Regions from separate parts of the Homo sapiens genome. Here regions 2, 3 and 4 are each linked to region 1. A link is a contact called in ENCODE Hi-C or POLR2A ChIA-PET data. All regions are on one chromosome and are shown on one strand. Each heading gives the region's core, a stretch centred on a gene start or an enhancer-like site at or near the end of the contact. The rest is flanking DNA. Distances are from core to core; before and after follow the strand shown. Region 1 holds the start of USP48 (ubiquitin specific peptidase 48). Region 2 has its middle 47 kb from the start of ECE1-AS1. Region 3 holds the start of NBPF3 (NBPF member 3). Region 4 overlaps ALPL (alkaline phosphatase, biomineralization associated).

What was found. Hi-C counts contacts between places; a loop is a spot of excess contacts on that map. ChIA-PET counts read pairs that join two places held with the same protein, here RNA polymerase II (POLR2A). Pooled maps may share reads with other maps.
Region 2: a map of CD8-positive, alpha-beta T cell shows a loop between it and region 1 (5-fold over the local background). The contact joins the enhancer-like site here to the promoter of USP48 in region 1. A Hi-C loop is called at or near these places in 2 of 168 maps with a recorded cell type or tissue (CD8-positive, alpha-beta T cell and ascending aorta), 4 of 37 single-sample maps with no recorded cell type and 13 of 50 pooled maps. POLR2A ChIA-PET finds 5 or more read pairs at or near these places in 3 of 52 experiments (GM12878 and activated naive CD4-positive, alpha-beta T cell).
Region 3: a loop to region 1 is called in a map of CD4-positive, alpha-beta T cell, with 12 times the contacts of the local background. The contact joins the promoter of NBPF3 here to the promoter of USP48 in region 1. A Hi-C loop is called at or near these places in 1 of 168 maps with a recorded cell type or tissue (CD4-positive, alpha-beta T cell) and 6 of 50 pooled maps. POLR2A ChIA-PET finds 5 or more read pairs at or near these places in 1 of 52 experiments (activated T-cell).
Region 4: a pooled map shows a loop between it and region 1 (2.0-fold over the local background). The contact joins the enhancer-like site here to the promoter of USP48 in region 1. A Hi-C loop is called at or near these places in 1 of 168 maps with a recorded cell type or tissue (dorsolateral prefrontal cortex), 1 of 37 single-sample maps with no recorded cell type and 5 of 50 pooled maps. POLR2A ChIA-PET finds 5 or more read pairs at or near these places in 2 of 52 experiments (SK-N-SH and activated B cell).

Annotation. Positions count from the first base shown.
Region 1 is chr1:21,781,324-21,784,661 of GRCh38, reverse strand. USP48 (ubiquitin specific peptidase 48) reads left to right here and starts at 1,513. Exons shown (of 27, transcript NM_032236.8): 1 at 1,513-1,838. The coding sequence starts at 1,705. RefSeq lists enhancers at 1,130-1,179, 925-1,695, 2,120-2,219, 1,696-2,467, 2,780-2,829 and a silencer at 1,390-1,749.
Region 2 is chr1:21,338,787-21,342,124 of GRCh38, reverse strand. It overlaps a transcript of ECE1 not described here. Among named protein-coding and RNA genes, the nearest start is that of ECE1-AS1, 47 kb to the right of the region's middle. RefSeq lists an enhancer at 2,682-3,338. Within about 2 kb of position 1,789, at least 20 of the 41 ENCODE cell types and tissues checked have a DNase peak (open chromatin) inside an H3K27ac peak, as active enhancers do; they include ascending aorta, where a contact is called at or near this core.
Region 3 is chr1:21,438,627-21,441,964 of GRCh38, reverse strand. NBPF3 (NBPF member 3) reads right to left here and starts at 1,828. Exons shown (of 15, transcript NM_032264.6): 1 at 1,617-1,828. RefSeq lists silencers at 915-1,209, 2,175-2,224 and an enhancer at 1,184-1,694.
Region 4 is chr1:21,523,499-21,526,836 of GRCh38, reverse strand. The region is part of intron 1 of ALPL (alkaline phosphatase, biomineralization associated); the gene reads right to left. Among named protein-coding and RNA genes, the nearest start is that of ALPL, 16 kb to the right of the region's middle. RefSeq lists an enhancer at 3,061-3,120. Within about 2 kb of position 1,701, at least 10 of the 41 ENCODE cell types and tissues checked have a DNase peak (open chromatin) inside an H3K27ac peak, as active enhancers do; they include dorsolateral prefrontal cortex, where a contact is called at or near this core.

The DNA of each region.
Region 1 (3,338 bases), core at 264-2,763:
AAATTGTGGCCCTCTCACGCCAAGCTTTTCTCTTCTGTGCCTTTGCTCCTTGTGGTTTCTTTTTTTCTGGAATGGTGTCTTTCTTCTATCCTGGATAAGTCCAACTCACCCGTTAAAAGCGGGCTTCGGAATTACTTCTGGGAAGCCTTTTCTCAAGTACCCCGAAGCCTCCCAAGACTGGGATGGGGATCTTTGTATTTCTACCGCTCACTCCCTAACCCACTTCCAAGGGCAGGGACCACATCTTACTTTCTTCTGCCTTCAGCGAATTTTTTTGTTTTTTTTGAGACGGAGTTTTACTCTTGTTGCCCAGGCTGGAGTGCAATGGCGTTATCTCGGCTAACCACAACCTCCGCCTCCCGGGTTCAAGCGATTCTCCTGCCTCTGCCTCCCGACTAGCTGGGATTACAGGCATGCGCGACCGCGCCTTGCTAATTTTGTATTTTTAGTAGAGACGGGGTTTCTCCATTTTGGTCAGGCTGGCCTCGAACTCCTGACCTCAGGTGATCCGCCCACCTCGGCCTCCCAAAGTGCTGGGATTGGATCCTTGAGCCACGGTGCTCGGCCCAGTGAATGTTTATCTAAAGAATTCAGCCTAAGGTTTTCCAGCAGGCAAGCAGCTGAGTCAGAAGTTAGCGCTTAGATTCTGGCAGAGCTCTAATTCAAATTCAAAATTCTTAAATATCCTCACTTTAGTAGAGTTCTTTACAGTTTGCAAAACAATTCTCATAAAGCTACTCTTTATGTCCTGGGGCAGGAGTCGCAGAAAGGAAATGTTTTAAACCAGGAGCTAGAGAGGAACTAGAAAATCCTGGCATAGAGGTAACAGTCTTGAGAAGGGAGCCAACAGCAAACATGACCTTGCGCACCAGAGAAACTCCACCCTGGCACCTCGGACCCCCGCCCGCACAGTCTGCGGCGCACTGAGCACTCCCACCTCGAAGACTACAAATCCCAGCATGCCTCACAGTCAGTGGCAGGACGCAGGGCATGCCGGGACACGTAGTCCCACCCTAGCACGGGAAAAGGCCGGAAGGTCCCATGACGTCAGGAGGGCTCGGGAAAGGGGTTCGGAACCGGTCTAGGCTCAAGTTAAATCTCCCTCTAAAGAGCCAACACTGGTTTCTTTGGCGACTCGGTTTCTACTCTAAACAGGTCCCGCTCCACAGTCTGGGCGGGCCTGTGTGTGCGTTGAGTAGCCTCTAGCGTGAAAACTTCATGGTTAAAAGGGAAGTACCGGAGGCAAGAAATAGCTTTCGAGGCACTGGTTTGTTAGAGTAGTGGTACGTAGTGCGCCGCCCTGAACGGGGGCTGAGACGCTGCTTTTCCAGAAGTGCCAGTGAGGACGTGGCAAGACCGCCTCGGACGTACGCTTCCTCTACCTCAGCCCGTCGGGTTAGGGGCGCGGGAGGCGCAGAGGCTGCTGGGAACGCGCATGCGCTCAGCGCGGCGGGGAGTCCACCTTTAACGTCCGCGGGCGCGGGGTGTGTCGGGTGTCGACGGCGGCGCTTTGCGGCCGGTCGTGCGGGTCGGGCGCGGGCGGGCGCGGCGGCAGTGGCGCGCACAGGTGATTGACTGGCCAGCTGCCTGAAGGAGCGCCAGGTCCTCCTTGCTGGCAGGTGGCGAAGCCCATTGGGGCGGCGGTGCAGACCGCGGCGGCGGCTGCGGCGGTCTGGCTCGGGAGGCGTTCCTGGGGCCAAGGCCATGGCCCCGCGGCTGCAGCTGGAGAAGGCGGCCTGGCGCTGGGCGGAGACGGTGCGGCCCGAGGAGGTGTCGCAGGAGCACATCGAGACCGCTTACCGCATCTGGCTGGAGCCCTGCATTCGCGGCGTGTGCAGGTGAGGCCCGCGCACCGCGCCTCGCGGGCTCCTCGCGCCGGACCTTGGAAAGCCCGGGCGGGGTAGGGGAAAGGAAGACGGCAGCCCTTTGCGTGCATTTGGGAGGCGCGGAGCCGAGCGAGGTGGAGTTTCCCCCTTTGCGCCGTCTGCGCGACCTGGGAAACGCAGGCTTCCCGGGCTGTGCGCGGAGGTGATGCTGGCCAAAGCACTTTAGGAAGGTTTGGGTTCCCATCCAGAAGATGGCGGTGGAGATGAAGGCAGGAGCTGAGAGCTTAGCAAGCGTTGATGGTTGGGGTATCTTGGCCACAGCACGGCTCTTTCGTTTGTAAAAAGGAACTTTTTGGAAGTGAGCTTCATCACAGTGTATCTTGTTGGTGTTGACACCGAAGGCCTGATCATCTTAGTATTATTTTTGTAGAGGGCAGCTTTAGAAAAAACTGTGGTCAGCCTACGTCATCGATACCCTGCACCCCCGTTGGCCTTCCCTCACTCGTTAATCTAGTATTTTTTTTAAGCCTTTCTTTGGTCGTTCTGGTTCGACACCAGTTTACCGAGTACCAAGTTTAAGCTGTGATAGTGCTGTCCTTCACGTCTGCGCCGCCCTTGAACTTTACCTTTCCTTAACCCCCTCATATAGATTGAATCCTTAGGCTTTGCTCCCGTTTATTCCCTTTTTTCCACCTTGTAACGCGGGAACTATAGTTTTTGTTTCAGAATGTTGTTGAAATTGACTTGGCCAAGCCGGGCATGCTCAGTAGCCGTCTTTCGGCAGGCATTTAGGAAATGCTTTCTGGAGTTTTTACATTCCGCTGGGGGATCCGGAAGGAATGGAAGTCATGGTCTCTGGCTTTGGAGCTTAAAGTCTAGTATGAGAAGTGAAATAAGTTAGGGAGTTTCTATAAAGCAAACGAATAAGTCCAAGCTCTGGGCGTCTGTCTCACAAGGAGGGTAAATCTGACTTTAACAGTAAGTTCTGGAATGTTTGAAGTCTGTGTATAATAGAAATAATCAAGCTTCAGTCAGTTTCTCAACGTAATTAGTTTCCAGACTAACCAAATAATGTAAACTACTAATAGTTCTGGTGGTTTTTGAGACAGGGTCTCACTCTGTCACACAGGCTGGAGTGCAGTGTCACGAGCTCGGCTCACTGCAACCTCCGTTTCCCAGGCTCAAGCGATCCTCCCACCTCGGCCTCCGGAGTAGCTGGGATTAGAGGCACGGGCCACCACGCCCGACTCAGTTTTGTATTTTTAGTGGAGACGGGTTTTCGCCATGTTGGCCAGGCTGGTCTCGAGCTCTGGGCTCAAGCGATCTGCCCACCTCTTCTGGGATTACAGGCGTGAGCCACCATGCTGGGCCAATTTCTGATATTTATTTATTTATTGAGACGGTGTTTCGCTCTTATTGCCCAGGCTAGAGTGCAATGGCGTGATCTCGGCTCACTGCAACCTCTGCCTCCTTGGTTCAAGCGATTCTCCTGCCTCAGCCTCCTGAATAGCT
Region 2 (3,338 bases), core at 540-3,039, 440 kb after region 1:
AACAGGGCCCAGGGTTTTGGTTTGAATCCTGATGTACTACCAGCTTGCTGTGTGACCTTGGGTCAGCCATTCCCCGGCTCTGTGCCCCCTTTCCTACAAAGTGGGGCAGATTTGCTCCACTTCTCCAGATATTGTGAGGGTACAATGTATGTAGAAACACTGTGGGAACTATTAAGAATGTGAGGGAGTCCGGGGGCAGTGGCTCACGCTTGTAGTCCCAGCATTTTGCGGGGGCGAGGCGAGAGGATCACTTGAGGCCGGGAGTTCAAGATCAGCCAGGGCAACATAGTGAGACCCTATCTTAAAAAAAAAAAAGGTAGGGAGAAGCGTTACTGTTTGAAGATAGGAGACTAACCACATGCCCCCACGTCACTCTGGTGCCTCTCAGCCACTCCAGATGGGGCTCCCAGAGCACAGTGCGTACTTCACCCTGGGCAGCCTGTGCCCCTGCTGGTGACTGGGCTACTGAGGCCTCCTTACATTGCTACACTCTTTTGGTAAACAAGGATGTTGTTACCTTTTGTTAAAGAATAAATACATTGTTTTCCCTGCAGAGTTGGGGAGGCCAGGGGAAGAACAGGATTTGAGGCATGAGAGGGCTACAAGGTGGGCTTGGCAGAATGTTCTGGGCGTTAGCCCAGAAAACCAGCTTGGCCAAGTCCACACTTTCATGTCTACGGTGAGAGAGGAACCATGAGCAAATGTTTACAATTTTTTGTGCTTCTGCTCAATTTTTTTCTCTCCAATTGACTGGGTAAGCCTCCTGCCATAGTCAAAGGGCTTCATTCATTTGTTCATTCACTCACTCACCAAACAAGTCTGTCTGGCACAACACGAGGCATGGGGGCCGTGGTCAGTGTGAGTGAGACTGATAGGTCTCTCTCTCCCACAGTCTGATGGACAGGCAGGCAGACAGATACAGAGCAGGAAATTACAAGCGCAATTACTGTTGTCAGGGAGACACGCGGGGGGCTGTGGGATTGGACCGGGAACCTGACCTGAGGATCAGAAAAGGCTCCCTGAGCACATGGCATTAAAATCATAACCTAAAGAGCGAGTGGGACTGGGAAGAGTGTTGGGGGGCGGGGGGTGGAGGGAGCAGAATGTGCAAGAGTACAGACCGCTGTGCCTTCAGGGATGGTTCATCTGGAGGCACGGAGGACTGTGCTTAGGAGGTGGCCCGGAGGGTGCACTCAGGGATGGTCATATGAAGGACCTGGGGCTCAATCCTTAGGGCAGTGGGGAGCCACTCAGGAGTTTATTTTTTAAATTTAATTAATTTACTTATTTATTGAGACATAGTCTTGCTCTGTCACCCAGGCTGAGTGCAGTGGTGCAATCTCAGCTCACTGCAGCCTCAGCCTCCCTGGTTCAAGTGATTCTCCTCAGTCTCCCGAGTAGCTGGGATTACAGGCGTGCCACCATGCGACTAACTTCTGTATTTTTTTAGTAGACACCGGGTTTCGCCATGTTGCCCAGGCTGGTCTTGGACTGCTGACCTCAAGTGATCCACCCGCCTCAGCCTCCCACAGTGCTGGGATTACAGGTGTGAGCCACCGCACCCAGCCTACTGAGGAGTTTAGAGTCAGGGGAGTGACACGGTCGGATTTGCATTCTGAGATGGTCACAGGCTGCTTTGTGGTGATTGAGTAGAAGGAGTGAGGCCGAAGGCTGGGAAACCAGTGAGGAGGCACCTGAAGTGGCCCTGGGAGAAAGGTGGTGCTGCAGGCACCATCCAGTCCTCCTCTAGCCCAAACCACGCCCCTGGCATGCTGCCCAGAGCAGTCAGTGAAGACAGAAGGAGGCTGTGGCCCCAGACAGAGGTCCCAGACAGCCCCTTCTCCTGAATGTATTGACCCTTCCCCTCATCCTTTCAGGCAGATAACCAGCCGAGGGCCCTGGTCTCCAGAGCCTTTAATAGAGGAGAAAGAACAAGTTCCCAGATCGCTCTGAAATAAGGTAGAAAATGCTATGTGCCAACCTGGGGATGCAGCTCCAGAGTCATCCTGCCCATAGGTGTGTATCAGGGAAGCCTTCCCAGAAGAGGTGTTAACACTTGGTGGAATGCTTCCTAGACGCCAAGTTTTGGACACATAAAAAATTAGGAGGGGGGTTCACTTGTCCTTGAAGAGTTAATAGTCTGAGGGGCACAGTTTAATGAACAACCAGTGCTGGCGGAACCCCACTGTCAGGGTGGCACTGGAGTCCAGGACCTGGGGCCTGCCCTTTCCTTGGGCCCCTGAGGGCAGAGTGGCTGGGATGCCCCAGGCCTGTCTTGGTGGGCTGACAAGCCTAGGAATGGCTCCCTCCTCCCAACAGGGCCCCTTTGGACTTCCTGGGGGGAGGTGTAAACAGGGGAGCAAGTTTCTAGAGAGCATTCAGGAAATCGGCTAGGTGGGGATCTAACATCAGGGAGGTGGGCCTGGCTTCTGGGCCTTCTAAAGACGCTAGAGCGCTTGTATGAAAAGGGGATTAGGAACCACCAACTTCGAGGCCCCTGTTTGACAAGTGGGAAGACTGAGAGACAAAATGAGCATCTACTATGTGCCTGGCACTTAAATGTAATCTCTGCTCTTCACACCAACCCCAGGGAGGAGGGTGAGCCTTATTTCAGAGTTGTAAAAGCTGAGGCTCAAAGGTCACTTAGGGAATTAGGGACGGGAGCTAGACAGTGGCTCCCCGATTCCTCTAGATTATTATGGCTTCAGTCCCAAGCTGCCACTCAGTTTGGCAGAAACTTGGCCTTCCTGGGAAAGCCCACTGGGACAGGGATAGGACTGTTGAGCCGGTAGCCAGAGGCGTTGAGAGCTCACTGGGGCTGGACACTGGCCAGGCTCAAATGCTGGTTATTTATTGTTCACCTTTGCACCGCACTTGACAGTTAGACCTTTTCTTCCCCATTCACCGACTGTTCTTGGATTCCCACTGCCAATCAGTAGCAGAACTAGAACTTGAACTCAGGCCTTGTGACTCCCAGCCCAGTCCCCCGCCCTGAGATCCCCAGCTCCCCAGCTCAGATAACAGCCCCTCCCTGTCTGGCACCACCTGGTCCCCTGGCCTGGGTCTCCACTAACCCCCACCCCTAACACCTGATGTCCCAGCCTTTCTGACCACATAGCCCTCTAAGCAGGAGGAGCAGCCCCTGGCCCAGAAGCCTCCTCTCCCCATCCTCCTCCCACAGCTCCCTTCCCTCCTTGGCTGGGAAGGCAGGAGGGTGGGCCTGGGGCAGCAGCCAGGCAGAGTTAGGTTACAGCGTAAACACAGTCATGTCAATATTTACCTCTGCCTGGAAGCAGAGCCTCCCACCTCCCTGCCTGACTCCCTCCAGCTGCCCATCC
Region 3 (3,338 bases), core at 579-3,078, 340 kb after region 1:
ACCCCTACTAGAATGGCAAAATGATTTTTAACTGACAGGCATCAGCGAGGATGTGGGGTAACCAGAATATCCTTGCTAAATGGTACAACCACTTTGGGAAAATGTTCAACAATATGTAATACTAAAGTTTTATCATTCATATACCTCTAAAACCAACAATGCCACTCCAAAAATATACTCCAGTCTAGTAATGTTCTATTTCTTGATCTGTGGTGGTTCACTTGGTCAAAATTCATTACTTTTTTTTTTTTTTTTTTTGAGATAGGCTCTCACTCTGCCATCCAGGTCGGAGTGCACTGCCATGATCACGGCTCACTGCAATCTCAACCTTCCGGGCTCTGGTGATCCTCCCACCTCAGCCTACCGGGTAGCTGGGACTACAGGCACACACCACCACACACAGCTAACTTTTGTATTTTTAGTAGAGATAGGGTTTTGCCACATTGCCGAGGCTAGTGTGGAAATCCTGGGCTCAAGTGATCTACCCACCTTGGCGTCCCAAAGTGCTGGGATTACAGGTGTGATCTACTGCGCCCGGGCCCCCTGCACATTTAAAATTGTGAACTTCTTCTGTATACTTCAGTAACTTTTCCAAGATTTCTTTGACGCAAAGTTATCAGAAATCTTAAAGCCAGCATTTCAGAATAGAAAAAAATAGCTTCTGGTTCACTAGTGAAATTTTACTAATAAAATTTAAAAACAAAAAGAAAGCTACTAACGCATATCAGCTCCAAACAGATTAAACACTACCAGCAGATCTTTAACTTCGTGAAGCACTGGGATTCATTCCTTTGGCAAAGAAAGGATGAACAACACCGTAACCCAAAGAAAAGGTACCACTGCCAGAAAAGACTTCTTTTCGAAAGCAGCTCTAGCAGCAAAAGACAGAAGGAAAGCAAGGAAACTAGGCCAAACGTCTTGGTTAACTCTTCGGTGAAAGGACGCCACATGAGATGATGATCTAAGAAGCCAGAAAGACAGACAGACAGGCACAGGGAAACCACAGCAACTCCTCGGAGTGCAAACAGCAACCCCACAATCCAACCTAGCCGAAATCCTGCGGTTCATTTGAGGCTTGCCCCGCTAGTCAGGAGGTGATTCAGTGATGGCTACAAACGCTCCTCATGTGCATCCTGGACCTGGCACACCTGGCTTGCCCATCACCAGCCTGGAGACACCGCCAGGAGCAGAAGCCCGGAGGCCAGTAAAGACCCCAACTTTGCAAGTCAGGGGCGCGAGCGCTCTCGCCTCTCAGGCCCGCAGAGGGAACCGATTTCCGGCCTCGAGGGTGGGGTGCGGAGTCAGTGTCCTCTACAGGATATAGGAGGACGTGCCCCCGAAGCTGCTCCGTCCCTCCACCCCCTGGGATGCCACAGAACACCCGCCAGCGAGTTTCTTCCCCAGCGCCCACGAGAGCTGGGCTGAGGGCGGCAGCGGCAGGCGAAGAATCCAGCGCGGGGAACTCAGCCCCCGGCGGTGCACGACCCCCCACACCCCCCACCTCCCACCCGCCCCCGCGCTCGCGCAACAAAACTTGCGACGGCCGCGCCTCGACCCAGGTGTGCGCCCGCCGGTCCCGGATTCACCGCCCGTCCAGCCTGGCGCGGCGCCCTCACCTGAGAAACGCTGGGTGGACTTCGCCGTAACTTCCCATCCAGACGGCGGCCCGCAGCCGCGCCGCCGCGCCTCGGCCCAGCTCCTGGCGCCGCAGGTTGCCAGTCCCGCGTTCCCAAAAGCACCGCGCGCAGAAGCTCACTCAGTCTCGGGATCCTCACCTACCCATCCCAGTACCGCCGCTGTCTCAACCGCCACCCAACCCCTCGCCTGTGCCTGCGCCTGCGCCTGCGCCTGCAGCCCACTGGCTCCTCAGGGTCCGGATGGGCCGCGTCAGGAGAACCCAAGGCGCAGGCGCGGCGGGGCCTTAAAGGGACTCGGCGGCCTCTACTGCACAACAGGTTCGAGCAGGTTAGGGGCCCTGCGGGCCGAGAAAAGGAGTAACCTAGGTGATGCACCGAGTGCAGCTGGGACGGGGAATCCCTCTCTGCCCTCCGCGTCTCTCTCAAAGCACCAGCCCTCGACCCTCCAAATCGCTGATTTCCCCGGCCACTTGAACCGCCCCTGCCAGGTTAAAGAAGCAGAAGACACACCCCCTCGGAGGCCCGGAGCGTCCCCGCGTGCCCACACGGATTTTATTTTTTTCTGAAAAGATGGTACATTTACATGGTTCGAAATTCAAATAGGGCCAGGCGTGAGCCCTGGAGTTCGAGACCAGCCTGGACGAAAAAGAAAGAGCCCCGTATCTATTAAAAAAAAAAAATCAAATAGTACAGAAAATTGTAAAGTTAAAATAGGCATCTTTTCCATTCCTGTCTCCCAGTCTCACCCTGTAGGCAATCTGTGGGATGCTGTTCCTGTGAATCCTTCCAGGGATATTTTATGTACGTTTTCGCTTTTTTTATTTTTATTTTTTTTTTTGAGATAGAGTCTTGCTCTCGTTGCCCAGGATGGAGTGCAATGGCATGATCTTGGCTTCCTGCAACCTCCACCTCCCAAGTTCAAGCTATTGTCCTGCCTTAGCCTCCCAAATAGCTGGGATTACAGGTGCCCACCATCCTGCCTGGCTAATTGTTGTATTTTTAGTAGAGACGGGGTTTCACCATGTTGGCAAGGCTGGTCTAGAACTCCTGACCTCGAGTCTTGCTCTGTCACCCTTGCTGGAGTGCAGTGGCACAATCTCAGCTCACTGCAACCTCTGCCTCCCAGGATCAAGCGATTCTCCTGCCCCAGCCTCCCGAGTAGCTAGGACTACAGGCGTGTGCCACCACACCCAGCCTCCCTTCCCATTTGGCACGTGCCAGCCACGTGCCAAGTCCCAGGCCCCAAACTGGTTAGGGGTCAGGAAGAGCGTTCCAAAGAGCTCACACAGAAGTTCAATCCTATCTCTCCACCAAGGTGGGCGACACCATGGGGCTGCAATGCCTGCTTTTGTGCTTTTCAGGCACCTCCCCCAGTGCTGCCAACTGCCCTTCTGAAGGGCCTGTGTTTGCCACCCTCTGCCTTCGCACTAATTTGCTATTTCTAATCTGCTCTGGGCCAGGAGAACAGATAAAACTAGGGCCCTCAATGGTTTAGAGTTTTATAGTTCACCAAGTGCTCAAGGCACATTATCTTCTGTGAACCTCACCCCAGGCCCTAGGGAAAGACAGATCAGGACGAGCCACGTGACTGTGCAGGTCATTTAAGTTTTCATTCTCCTACCTCTAAAATGCTGAAAATAACAGGAACGACTCCATAGGACTGGTGTGAGGATTAAATATCCATGGACTGCTTAGAACAGG
Region 4 (3,338 bases), core at 452-2,951, 260 kb after region 1:
AGATAATTTTTTAAAGTGATAAAACAGAAAAAGCAGAACAAATTGAAATAAAAATGTAGGATGGTAGAAACAAAATACATAAACACACTTTCTTTTCAGGAACATGCAAACATTTAAATAATTCATCACCTACCAGGCCAAAAAGTAAGTCTCACAGTTCAAATAATAAGTTTTCACATAGACCACATCCTGTGACCATCAATTAAGTGAGAAGCTAAGCGTTTACAAGTATAAATCATTACCCCTACACTTAGAAATGAAAAAAAGTCCCTAAAAATTTCAAGGATCAAAGAAAAGTCATAGTAGAAACTTAAAATTACTTAGAACTGAATGATTAAAAACACCACATATCAAAAATTATATAATGCAGCAAAAAAGGTTAAAAATTAATAAAGTAGGCCGGGCGTGGTAGCTCACACCTGTAATCCCAGCACTTTGGGAGGCCGAGGCAGGCAGATCACCTGAGGTCAGGAGTTTGAGACCAGCCTGGCCAACATGGTGAAACCCCATTTCTACTAAAAATACAAAAATTAGCCAGGTATGGTGGTACATGCCTGTAGTCCCAGCTACTCCAGAGGCTGATGCAGGAGAATAGCTTGAACCTGGGAGGCGGAGGTTGCAGTGAGCCGAGATGGCGCTATGGCACTCCAGCCTGGGAGACAGAGACTCCATCTCAAAAAAAATAAATAAATGAAATCTGCTGTCTCCAGAAATCCTTTGCGGCCATTCTGCCCAAGGCTTAGCTAGGTGGCCTCTCATGCTTTCCCTCATCCTCTACCACCTAGGGCTCTGTGGGGGAGTCTGCTTACAAGACCATTTCTGTACACACTCTTTTTGTTCGTTTGTTTGAGACAGAGTTTTGCTCTTGTTGCCCAGGCTGGAGTGCAATGGTGCCATCTTGGCTCACTGCCACCTCTGCCTCCCAGGTTCAAGCAATTCTCCTGCCTCAGCCTCCGGAGTAGCTGGGATTACAGGCACGCGCCACCATGCCCGGCTAATTTTTGTATTTTTAGTAGAGACGAGGTTTCACCATGTTGGTCAGGCTGGTCTCGAACTCCTGACCTCAGGTGATCCACTGGCCTTGGCCTCCCAAAGTGCTGGGACTACAGGCGTGAGCCGCGGAGCCCAGCCTACACACACTCTTTGAAGGCAAAATCCAGGGCAGATCCATCTGTGATTCCAGCACCTAACCCTGGGCCTCACAGGCAGTTGGGCTAATGAGATGTTTGTTGAATCAGTGAATGTCCTCCCGCACCCGTCTTTCCCCTTCTTGACTGGCTTCCTCCTCTCTCCACCCTGACAAGTGCCAAGACGCCAGCACCCAGGTGAGCACGCCAGGAGAGGCCGCTCCATCAGGAATTTCCTGAGCAGGGGCAGCCTTTTTCTTCCTCCACTCAGCTTTCTCCAGGTAGATGGGACAAAGCCCAAGACAAGCGCTGCCTCCATCACAGGAATAGTCTGGGGCCTGGCCCAGCCAAGTCTATGGGCCATGCATTTTTCCTGTATTTTACCCTCGGTGGCTGGAGCGTGTGGCGGGATGAGGAGGTTGGCAGGCTTGCCTCAGTGCCCCAACTGGGGGCCTTGCCCAGCTGAGCTCCGTTTGGCCAGAGGCCAGCTGGGAAACACTTGATTATTCAAATCATGTGGCCGCCCAAGAGGAAAGCATCCGTTTCCTCCAAGAGGGGGAAGTGGGGCAGGCAGGCCAGCCCAGGGATTTGGTTGTTGAAAAGGGAAATTTCAGAACAAAGTTCTCACACAAACCAGCACTCTGAGATTCACTGCCCCAGGAAGACTCTGGAAGCCTCAGATAGAAACTCAGGAGGGTCAGGCTCGAGGCCAGAGCCCTGGAGTGAGGCCTGGACCAATCCCCCACTTACGTTTCTGAGTTAGCAGAGGCCTCAGCCAGGCTAATTGCTCTGGCCTCCCCCTGACCCTGGTCCTGGAGACACCAGGACTGCCCCGCCATGCCCCTTCGCCTGTCCTTCCCTTCCCCCAGGAATCGCGCAGGGGATAGATAAACTCCGCACTTCTAAGCTCAGGGAGCTGGAGCCTCGGAGCCTCCCAGCAAGTGTCACACAGTCTGTTCCTGCTATTTGCTCAACTCCTGCCTTGCTCCCCCTCCCCAGATCTGGCTCCAAAAGAACTAGCAGGTTCAAGAAGAGTGTACCCATCTGACATGCAGAGAATTATCTAGTACTCATTAAGTGAGACCGGACTCTGGAGCAAGGCTGCCCGGGTTCCAATTCTGGATTAACCCATGTATGAGCTATAGGACCTTGGGTGATCCCTTCCCTTCCTTTGTGCTTCTATTCATTTTTTTTTCTTATATTTTTTATTTTTAGAGATGGGATCTTGCTATGTTGCCCAGGCTGGAGTGCGGTAGCTATTCACAGGTGCAATGATATCTCACTGCAGCCTTGAAGTCCTTGGCTCAAGCAATCCTCCTGCCTCAGTCTCCCAAGTAGCTAGGACACAGGCATGTGCCACCACTCCCAGCCTGTGCTTCCATTCTTTACCTGTAAAAGCAGAGATTTGGGCCGGGCGCAGTAGCTCATGCCTGTAATTCCAGCACTTTGGGAGGCTGAGGCGGGCAGATCATGAGGTCAGGAGTTTGAGACCAGCCTGAGCAACATGGTGAAACCCCGTCTCTACTAAAAATACAAAAATTAGCCAGGTGTGGTGGCACGCGCCTGTAATCCCAGCTACTCAGTAGGCTGAGGCAGGAGAATTGCTTGAACCTGGGAGGTGGAGGTGGCAGTGAGCCGAGATCACGCCACTGCACTCCAGCCTGGGCGACAGAGCGAGACTCCATGTCAAAAAAAAAAAAAAAAAAAAAAGCAGAGATTTGAGTATCTACCCTTTGGGGAGGTTAGATTCAGGAAATGACAACTCTTGCTATTATCAGTGAACAAATTAAGGTTTCATAAAAGAGCTAGGCCTGGATCTCTGGACCAGACAACCCCATGGCAGACACATCCCCCCTCACCAGAGCCAAGCCCTGGGTCCAAATCCCAGCTCAACCACCCACTAGCTCCACGAGCTGCTGGGTGGTAAGTTGCTACCTCCCTGAGCCTCCTTCTGCCCCAGAGCTGTTGCAGGCCTCCCCATGTTGGAGGGTGGTTGTCCCTGTTACTGCTTGTCCTGGGCAGTACCCGGGGATTAGGGGGCTGACACATGCTGGGCTGCCCCAGGCAGGGGTGAGGTGACAGATCAGTTTCCTTTCCTGAATACCGGTCTGGGCCCAGCCTCAGGGTGTGACATAGGGGAGGCCCCTGAGGAGATGGGGATACTCCCCTCCGCCCCACGGATCATATAGCGCCAGCATGCACCCTGGCACA